2 separate regions of the Homo sapiens genome follow, and region 2 is linked to region 1. A link is a loop called in an ENCODE intact Hi-C map of the cell type or tissue named here. Cell type or tissue: A673. All regions are shown on one strand. Each heading gives the region's core, and the rest is flanking DNA. Links, peaks and the distances in the headings are about the cores only. Region 1 has its middle 130 kb from the start of DKK2. Region 2 has its middle 330 kb from the start of PAPSS1.

Region 1 (5,392 bases), core at 94-5,093:
GTAGACTCTAGCCTTAGGCTTCAGCACTGTTCATTTTAGTTTAAGGAACATTTCTAATCTATCTAGAAGTACTTTTATTTTCAACCAAAGGACAACATCACATGAGCAGCGATGGTGTGGTGTAGCCAGTGGAAGGAATTACACATGACATGCAGATGCTTTTATGTGCAGTGCAGGGATGCAGAGTTTTGAGCTTGCATAAATTATGAAATCCAAATCATTATAACTATCTCTTAGTTGTGCTTTTAGATTCCTAATAACAAATGTTTGTTTTATTGTATTAAACATTGTGTCTTTCAACTTCAAACAATGCATATTGGTTTTCTTTGTATAAAATACTCGACAATACAATTTGAAGTCGACTTGCTTTACCTAGCTACCTGATTATTGCAGTCATGTAATTTACATTTCTGTGTGGTTGAAGAATCATGCTAAGGCTTTATAACTATTACTGTATTAGCATATTAATGAAGCTAGCCAATAACCAAAAATGTATATGTCTAGCATCTAACTCGTGTACTAGGCTGTAAGAAAAATAGAGATATTGACCTACTTCTAATGAGATTGACAAGGGAATGGTGAGAAGGAGTAAGCATCAAAATCTCCATATCCCAACTATGAGAGCAGTACAGTATTCTGTTTCCAGTACTAGCTTTTCTGTGCTGATTCAGCAGGACAGAAAGGAGTAACAACAAACTTGACCTGTCTGGTTTCTAGAAATATGCAACACAAGTAACTGAGAAATCTATGAGCAAGGCTATTTTTTTCCTGATGCATAATATTATTGTAATTCTGAACTCTAAAAGAGATATTTTGCAAGAAAGACATTTGTTATTTTCTGAGACTCTCTTCTTTCATTATCCAAAGCAGAATATGAAAATTAATTAAGTTTTATGACTGTTTCTCCTTCCTTCCTTCCTTCCTTCCTTCCTTCCTTCCTTCCTTCCTTCCTTCCTTCCTCCTTCCTTCCTTCATTTTCTCTTCTTTTATTGGAGTACCTCCTTACTTTCTGGCACTATAAGATGCTGCAGCACTATCTTGTAGGTTTTCTTTTTTTAATAGTATGTATATTTTATTTATATATCATATATTTTTCATATGGAAAACCAAATATCTCAGTGCCATTACTTAGTATCAATAGTTTCCTCTAATTCATTTCCACTGCCAATATCAAGTGTCATGTATTAGGTTTCTTTATATATTTTCTCTTTTTTACTTTTTAAAAACTGATGTATAATAGTACATATTTTGGGGGTACATGTGATGTTTGCATACCTGTACATAATGTGTAATGATCAAATTAGAGTAATTGGGATATCCATCACCTCAAACATTGAAATTTGCAATAAATTATTGTTAACTATAATTTCCCCACTATACATAGGGAAATTATATATATATAGAATATATATATAGAAATTATATATATAGAATATATATATAGAAATTATATATATATAGAATATATATATAGAAATTATATATATAGAATATATATATAGAAATTATATATATATAGAAGAATAGTAAAACTTATTTCTTCTAACTGTATCTGTATACCCCTTAACAAACGTTTCTTTATCCCTTGCCCTCCTTCCTTCTCAGCCACTGGTAACTTCTATGCTCTACCTCTATGCTATCTGCATTTTTACTTCCCACATATGAGGGAGAATATGTGATATTTGTCTTTCTGTTCTTGGCTTATTTCATCTAACATAATGATCTCCTGTTCCATCCATGTTGCTACAAATGACAGATATCCTTCTTATTTTGGCTGAATAATTTTCCATTACTTATATACACCATATTGTCTTTATTCATTCATCTGTTGATGTACACTTAGGTTAATTCTGTGTCTTGGCTATTGTAAATAGTACTGCAAGACACACGGGAGTGCAGTTATAGTGATTTCCTTTCTTTTGGATACATACCCAGGAGTGGGATTGCCAGATCATATGGTAGTTCCATTTTTAGTTTTTTTTTTTCAGGAAACTCAAGCTGTTTTCCATAATGGCTGTACTACTTTACATGCCCACCAACTGTGTGTGTGAGCATTTTCCCTTTTCTACATCCTCACCAGTATTTTAATATTTTTAAAATAATAGCCATTCTAACTGGGAGGAAATGATGTCTTGTGGTTTTGGTTTGCATTTCCTGATAATTAGCGATGTTGAGCATTTTTTCATACACCTGTTGGCCATATTTGTATGTCTTCTTTAGAAAAATGTCTATTTGGGTCTTTTGGCCATTTTTAAAAATTGGATTTTTTTTTTTTGCTAATAAGTTTTTGAGTTCCCTATTATATTCTGATTATTAATTCCTTGTTGGATGGATAGTTTCCAGATATTTCACCCCATTCTGTAGATTGTCTCTTTGCTTTATTGTTTGTGTTGCTGTACAGAAGCTTTTTAGATTGATATCATTCATTCCATTTGTCCATTTTTGCTTTTGTTACCTATGTTTTTGAGGTCTTACTTAAAAAATCTTTGTCCAGAGCACTATCATGTAGCATTTCTCCATTGTTTTCTTTTGGTACTTTCATAGTTTCAGGTCTTACATTTAAGCCTTTAGTTCATTTTGGGTTGACTTTTGTATATGGTGAAAGATTGTGATCTAGTTTTATACTTCTGCATATAGATATCAAATTTCCCAGGACCTTTTATTAAACAGACTGTCCTTCCCCATCTATCTTTTTGGCACCTTTTTAAAAAATAAGTTGGCTATAAGTACATGAATTTATGTCTGGGTTCTTTATTATTTTCCATTGGTCTATACATCTGCTTTTATGCCAGCATCATGCTGTTTTGATTACTGTAGGTTTATAGTATAATTTGAAATCATATAGTATGATGCCTCCAGTGTTGTTCCTTTTGCTCAGAATTGCTTTAGCTATTTGGGGTCTTTTGCGGTTCCATACAAATTTTAGTATTGTTTTTTCTACTTCTGTGAAGAATGTCATTGATATCTGATAGGGATTCCATTGGATCTGTAGATAGCTTTGAGTAGTATAGATATTTTAACAATATTAATTCTTCTAATTCATGAACATGGAATATCTTTTCATTTTTTCATATCCACTTCAATTTCTTTCATTGGTAATTTATAGTGTTTCTTGTATAAATGTTTTACTTTTTTGGTTAAATATCTAGGCGTTTTATTATTTATTTACTTAGGTAACTATTGTAAATGCAATTGTCTTCTTGATTTCTTTTTCAGATTGATCACTGTTAGCATATAGAAATATTGATTTTTGTATGTTGATTTTGTATCCTGCAACTTTACTGAATTTGTTCATTAGTTCTATGAGTTCTTTTCATGGAGTCATTAGTTTTCTCTATATATAAGATTATGATTTTCTCTCCCCATCTTAGAATTACATATGTTTCCAAAGAAGCTCTAGTTTCTTTTACAGAAGAATTGTAATAAAAATCAAGGTGTTGGCACTAAGTGTGCCTGTTTCTACTGAGGTCTCATGACTTGGAAGCTTTCTCCACTGACAGAGAAAGTGCATGCAAATATACCTATCCATAAGTATTTTTTATGTAAGCATCTGCATCTGTGTTAAGCTAAATACGTATTCATTTTGATGTCTCCAATTCTAATCCAATGCCACATGGATCATTCTAGCCTCCTCTCCATGTTTATCTGTTATTTCCCACTCCCCCAGTGAGAAACCTGGCTCCCGATATCAACCATGCACCATCCAGTTACTTAATTGTTATACCCTCATATACATGCATAGGAATAATCAGAATTTTTAACCCATACCCCTGTGGGAAACAACCTTATCAATTAGAGTACAGTGCTTATATCCAGTTCTTCTTTACCTTTAGTCTTATATACTTGACTCATGTAAAGTTAGTTATGTTTGTACTTTCTCTCTTTCCACCCACTTCAGTGTAGTTGTTTTATAAATTTGTAATATGGCTAAATTATCTTGTCACACTATACATTTCTTAATGAGACCCCTTTACTTCCTAAATGGCTTCTTAAAAAAAATTGCATACATTGACTTACTCTTTGTACTGTGAAGCTGTATGGCTTTTGACTGAAATGTAATGTTGTGCATCTACCATTATGTAGCAGACAGTATAGTCTGACCACCATAAAATTCTCTTGTATGTCACCTACTTAACTCTCCTGTACTCCCCCAAACCCTTGAAAACCAGGGAGCTTTTCACTCTCTGTACGGTTTTGTCTTTTTCAGAATGTCATATAATTTGAATAATTCGAATAATATTTCCAGTTTTTTTCATTTTTCTTTTTTAACTTTTGGTCAATCCTTTTAGTTTTTCTGCATAGATCACTATTTTATCTGAGAACAAAGAATAACTTTATTTCTTAATTTTCAATACTCTCATGTTTTACTTCCTTTTCCTATTTTGTTACACTAGCTAGGGCTTCTAGTAGAGTAATGAATAGGAATTGAGAGAAGTGATATTTTGGCCTTGTTCCTGATCTTAGTGGGAAAGCATGCATTTTCTCACCTTTAAGTGTGATGTTAGTTTTTTTTCTAGATTTTTTTTAATCAATGAAGAAATTTCTCTTCTTCTAGTTTACTGAGAATTTCTATGTATATATGGCTCCTGGATTTCATTAAATATTTTGTCTGCATCAATTAATGCAATCATATGATTTTTCTTCTTTAGCATTTTGATGTGAGATTGAATTAATTAATTTATAAATGTTAAGCAAGGCTTGCACACCTAGAATAAATCCCACTTGATACCAGTGTATAATTATTTTTATATATATAAGATTTAATTTTCTAATATTTTGTTGAGAATTTTTGAACTATGTTCATAAGAGATATTAATCTTTAGATCTCTTTTCTTATAATGCATTTATCTGGATTTGGTATTAGAATAGTACTGGCTTCATAGAATTGGTTGTGAAGTGTTACCCTCTGCTTTTAATTCCTGAAAGAATCAGTAAAGATTTAGCATTATTTCTTCCTTAAATATTTGGTAGATTTCACCACTAAGGCATTTGAACTTAAGACTTTCTATTTGTGAAGATTTTTATTAATTCAATCTCATTAGTAATATAGGCTTCTTCAAATTACCTGTTTTTCCTTATGTGAGTTTTGGTAGTTTCTGTCCTTCAAAGATTGATCTATTTTATCCAAGTTATCAAATGTAGAAGCCTAGAGTTGCTCATAATTTTCTTTTATTATTCTTTTAATATTTATGAAATCAGTAGTGATGATTCTTTTTTCCATATCTGATCATAGTAATTCATGTTTTCTTTCTTTTTTAGCTAACCTAGCTAGATGTTTATAAATTTTATTGGTTTTTTAGAGAACCAGATTTTGATTTTGCTAATTTTCTCTATTGTTTTTCTGTTTTCAATTTCATTGATGCCTGCTCTGATATTTTTCCTTTTCTTTTTT
Region 2 (5,392 bases), core at 152-5,151, 230 kb before region 1:
AGAGCTCTGAGAAGAAAAGGAAAGTTGAAGAACATCCTTGGAACCAAGGCTTACTAGAAGAGGCATCAATTTCATTAAGAAAAAAAAAGGATGCTAGTGCAAGTAATCATGAATAGGCTTTTGTGAGTTCTTTTCCATTTTTTTTAAAGGACACAGATTTTGTCTTGTTAAAATCAATTTCCTGACCATAGAATTTGAGTTTCTTTAATTTCAAGGGCAAAATGATAGTCAAGTTCAAATAAAATAATGTTTTCTTTCAGGCTGTATCTAGACTAAGCCGGACATTTGGCTAGACCTTATCTGAACCACATCCAGCAATGGCAAATAACCCTGGTATATGTGGTGCTGTCTTGTTTTATTACAAATAACTTGCCTTTTATGGCTCATAATTGTGGGCTTCTCCAAAGAAGCAAAAGGGTATCTGAGGCTTTTCCTGATAGGGATAAACATAATTGAAAATAAATCAAGACCTTCCTTTTCCCCAGTGAAATGAGTCCAGTGTTGCAAGTCTGGGTCAGAAACTAGGTTTATGACAGGGTGTCCCAGATGTCTCTGCAGCTTCCTCCTTGCATCAGATGCCAGCATCCAGTGACTCGATCCAGATGGTTGCTGATCTGTGCAGCAGATCCTCCCACTGTGTCTCTTCCTGGGTAGCCATTGCTTGGGTTGTACTGTGGCTTTCTGAGCTCACGTGCCACATCCTCACAGACTAGGGAGGGAAAGAAAGGTCAGGTTGCTACCTTATAAAAGTGGGACTGCCACAACTTGAGATTAGATCCATGGAATAAATGTACTGGATTGTTGAGAGCATAAAATGACAAACTAGAGCAAATAAGCACTGATGAAGCACATTTCTCCTACTTTTTTGTTGGTTTGTTTGTTCTGTGCTTATTCCTCAAATGTCAGGTTCACTTTGTTCACTTTCACTTTGAAGGAGCTGGCCTCCTTTCTGGGTGATTTCAAGGCAATAGCTTTTAAGCTTTTTTATTTTTGTTTCTTTGTTTTGTTTTTTAAACTGCAGATGCGGTCAAAAAGGTTTTGCTTTATTACTTTGTTATTCTCTATTTGGAACAAGAAATATAAACTTTTCCAATACTTTTTATAAGTATTTATTTTAAACACGTAGACTCACTGTGAAGGTATCCCTTTCCCATAGCACACCACCACCACTGAGAGGAGCCTGCAGTAGAAAATGAGAATGGCAGAAGGCAGGCTATATCTTTCCCTAATTAGCTTAGAATGGTCCTAATTTAGAGGAACAAAGTCCACACCCTGAAACCTAATGAATTTAGCTTCACAGTGAGCTTCTCGTGGCTTTAGAGTCTTTAGTTCACTATATTGTTATGATAAGGCAAGCTATCATATGTGATGAGTGCTTATCTTGTACCATATTAAAGAACATTGTCTAAAGAAATCATGAACTTAATGCTTCTAGTGCCTGAGTTGCTTGCTCATCTTTTACATTTTCCTAGATATCCCCAAGAAAGTTTTTTCTTACATGCACTACTTCAAGTACCTTACTGGAGTAGTCTAAAAGAGGTACCCGAAGAGGAGTCCAAATTAGCCAGGCCTAATTATAGAGCTCTAAAAGGTATTGTAAATAAATAGGTCAATTTAGTGAATTTTCTATAAGAACTCTACTTGTCCTTTGATTCTCAGTGTTTGAACAAATTCATGTTTTCCTGCATAGAGACAAAAATCCATGCACAGATTGGTAAGTCCCAAGTTCTGATCAATTATTCAGGGTTCTGTCTGCATATCTCTTCGAAACGCTACCTTCTTAACTAGAATCCTAAAGGAGGATCATGAGGAACACACAAAAGAGATGTTGAACATTCTTTGAAAAAGCTTAACTTTTTATAATGATTTAAGTGAAAACAAATCAGAGACACATGGATTACATTTGCCTTGGAATACACATGGGTTTGAAGAACTAAGAGAAAAAAGGCTTGGCACGTTGTGGTTGGGTATTACTGATTGCAAAACATTTGGGGAAAATATTTAGGGTTTTTTTTTTTTTTTTTTTTTTGACAATCACCAAAAGTGACCAAGCTAACTCATTTGCTCCCACCTCCTTTGCCTGTAGGATTGGCCTAAAGTTGGGAGGCATTTGAGGTGAGAGAATACAGGAGACTCTGTATTTCTTTGTCAATAAATGAGCCTTGCCCTGTCTTTTTATTCCCCCATCTTTACCTCTCTTCCACCACATAAGGGAATGAATAATTACTTACTTTGAAAAGTGAAATAGTTCTGGGACAGTGTGTCTTAGAGTTAAGTAAATTCACATTGTATTGACCTCTATAGATCCCTGGGGGTGGAGGAGGGAGGGGCGATAAATCCTTATAGAGCCTGGTGGACTGAATAGCTTAATAGAATCAGTTGTCTTTTAGTTGTATTATGTGGTTGTTAGCTGCATTGTGCCTTGCTGCCAACTCTTCCTTCCTTCCTTCCTTCCTTCCTTCCTTCCTTCCTTCCTTCCATTTCTTCCTTCCTCCCTCCCTCCCTCCTTCCCTCCCTCCCTCTCCCGTCTTCCACAAATACCTATTGAGCACCTATTATGTACAAGGTACCATGCTGAGTACTGCCAGGAGCTGAAGATTTGATCTTTAGGTATTTCTCAGTGGTGACAAGCTTAGTATAAACATGTGTTAGGTAAGCACTAGGTTGGGTGTTTTGAGGTTTCATTTCTTTTAGTATTTGCATATGATAATGGATGATCTATTATTTGCTGTCTTGGTATTCATCAAATCTTCATTTATGTGGTGTTTCGGCCAGATAAACCTCTTTGATAGACATATTCTATAGTAGAAGAAACTAATTTATTCTTAAATAGGTGGTCTAATTCTATGTACTTCAATAGTGTTCTAAATGTGGATCTGAAGGCAGCAAGCCATCCCACGGTATTGTCACAAAGGATATTATGGCCTAACATCTTAAAGCTTAGCATTTTAAACTCTACTGCAGTAACCCCTCATCCTCCCATTCCTCATTACCAAGGTCATGGGAATTATAACTTTAAAAAAGTAAGAGCAAAAACAAGCTAAAGAAATAAGAGATGATACATAGCTTATAATAAGAAAGACAATTGTAAGCAGCCTATTATCCCAAATTAAGATCAGGTAGATTTGTCATTACAAAGCAGATAAGTCTACTTTTCTGCCCTCAAGTACTGCATACACAGAATTTAGAAACAAAGGCTCCTGGAAGTGTAGAGTCAATTTTTTAGGTATTTTGCAGGGGATCTTATGATTCTCTAAATTTATTAGGCCTGTAGAAATAGAATTCATACAGTTTTAAAGTCTGACCCACTGGGTTATGAGGGCTGGAAAATTGACCTTTATTTACTTAGTCTTAACAGTAAACATGATAGAATGAGCTGCTTACAGCTGGTTGGGGAGCAGGCAGGTAGTGAGGCTTTCCAGAACAAGAGAACATCAAGACCCTGTGAGAAAGTCAAAAAGAACTTCTCAAAGGACATGACTGTTCTACTATCTCTAGTGGTGTCTCTGTTCTTGCTTTTCTTTCTCCTCTTTCCAACAGATGGTCCCCATTGGACAAATATCTCTTTGCTTAATGGTCCAGTCAAATTTTGCAATAAGTGAAAGGTGCTGCCAAACATTTGAATGATGAGTTAGACACTTGAAAAATAATTTGCTTACCCTTTCCCTGTCTCAGAAGAACTTTGTTTTCATGACTTTGTAAGATGTTGGATGATGGCAAAGAAATTTTGTTTGCTTTTATGGTCTCTTCACATTTTAATTCATTAAAAGTCACCAACTAGATATAGAATCTATATTATGTGCTCCTCAAACTTTTAGTTAAGCCAAGATGAGTTGATTTTTAGTTCTATTTGAAAGTTTTTAAGGCTTTAAGGATTAAATTCAAATCTCAGTAGAAAATTCTATCTTGCACGTTTTTTGTAAAAAGCTGTGAGAAAACATAGCAACCATTCCTTGGCAGTATTTCATAGAATCAACTATATGTGACACTTTTCACTATTGCATCTTCTTCATCTACATACCATCCGTGGTCCAGTCTCTTTACAGCAAAAAAGAAAAGGAAAAGTAAAAGTTCATAAATAGTTATCTATTTATTGGCAAAATGTAAGACTTGTAAAAAAATGACTACAGAATTGATGAATTTTTCTAATGGTTCATCCAGAGTTTTAAGAAAACACAAAAATCACTGTTCGTTGTGATGTCCACTGAGGCTTATAACTATCACTTATTTGTAACAAACCATGCTTTTTTAAGGCCTATAATTTTCTCTCAGATAATGTTAGTAAAAACTCTTCAGAATATATACACGCTCTTTAAGTCTATTTCTGAGTTCTTATTCCAGTTAAACGGGTTTATCAGAAAACAGATGATGCATGCAAAACACCAAATATATGGGAAAAGCAATTAACATTCTTGAGGAAGATGATATGGACAATTTTAGGTAAAAAAATCTTGCTACAATCATTGAATACATAGGTGGTCAATAAATATTTGAGTTAATCCTAGATGTATGTGTCTGAATGTGTATTAGTTATCTATTGCTATATAGCAAATAACTCTGAAACCTAAGAGCTTAAAACAGCAAACACAGATTATCTCACTTTCTATGGGGCAGGAGTTGGGTGTGAAGGATCTGCGTGGATTTGGCTCAGTCTCTCGTCAGAGGAAGCTGTTAGCCTGAGCTACAGTCATGCTACCCTGAAGATTCAAATAGGGGAGGATCTGATTCCAAGCCCTGGCTGTTGGTCAGAAATGGTATTTTTTTTTAACCCTGTGGGTCTCTTCCTGGACTGCCTGAGTGTCCTTATGACATGGCAGTTGGCTCCCCTATGCAAATGAAATGAGAGAGAGTGAGAGAGAGAGCACAAGCACACACTTAAGATGAAAGCTGCAGTTTCTTATACCCTAATCTGAGAAGTGACAGGACCATCACTTTTGCTGTATGCTGTTGTTCATACAAAAAAACCCTGCTACGTGTGGGGAGAACTACACAAGGGTGTGAATCCCAGCAGGTGGGTCTGAGCTGGCATCCACAGTTTGTATGTGGGGTGAAAGTAGCAGGGTGTGCTTTTTCACTACAGACATGTGCTTGTCAATGTTTATTTTCTTTCCCAACTATCTATTTTCCAGGTCATTAATCCTTTACGAACATTATTTTTAAAACTCTTTTCTTCATTGGTGTTGGGAATAATGCTCAAAATCCTAAGGAGATTGAACACTCAAACAAAGGATTCTTAGCAAAGCAATTTTACTTCTGCACAGAGGGGTGCTTCTCCTTGCCCAGTCGCCATGAGAGCACACCTGAACAAAGAGGCACAAGAGCCTTTATTCCTGATGCAAGTCCTGCCCCTGTACCCTTTCCCCATTGGCTGTGGCCGGGTCACATAATCTGA

Evidence for each region. Peaks named below come from ENCODE experiments on the same cell type or tissue, not always from the same donor. Only the 100,000 strongest peaks of a DNase experiment are listed, where the experiment ranks them.
Region 2: it touches region 1 in a loop (23-fold over the local background); 1 of 110 quality-filtered maps calls a loop at or near these places.

Annotation. Positions count from the first base shown.
Region 1 is chr4:107,161,810-107,167,201 of GRCh38, reverse strand. No RefSeq gene overlaps it. Among named protein-coding and RNA genes, the nearest start is that of DKK2, 130 kb to the right of the region's middle. In A673, for the core only: no CTCF peak of the experiment used is centred there; DNase peaks (open chromatin) are centred at 111, 831 and 2,021; H3K27ac peaks cover 4,035 bases.
Region 2 is chr4:107,388,351-107,393,742 of GRCh38, reverse strand. No RefSeq gene overlaps it. Among named protein-coding and RNA genes, the nearest start is that of PAPSS1, 330 kb to the left of the region's middle. In A673, for the core only: no CTCF peak of the experiment used is centred there; DNase peaks (open chromatin) are centred at 572 and 2,322; H3K27ac peaks cover 4,863 bases.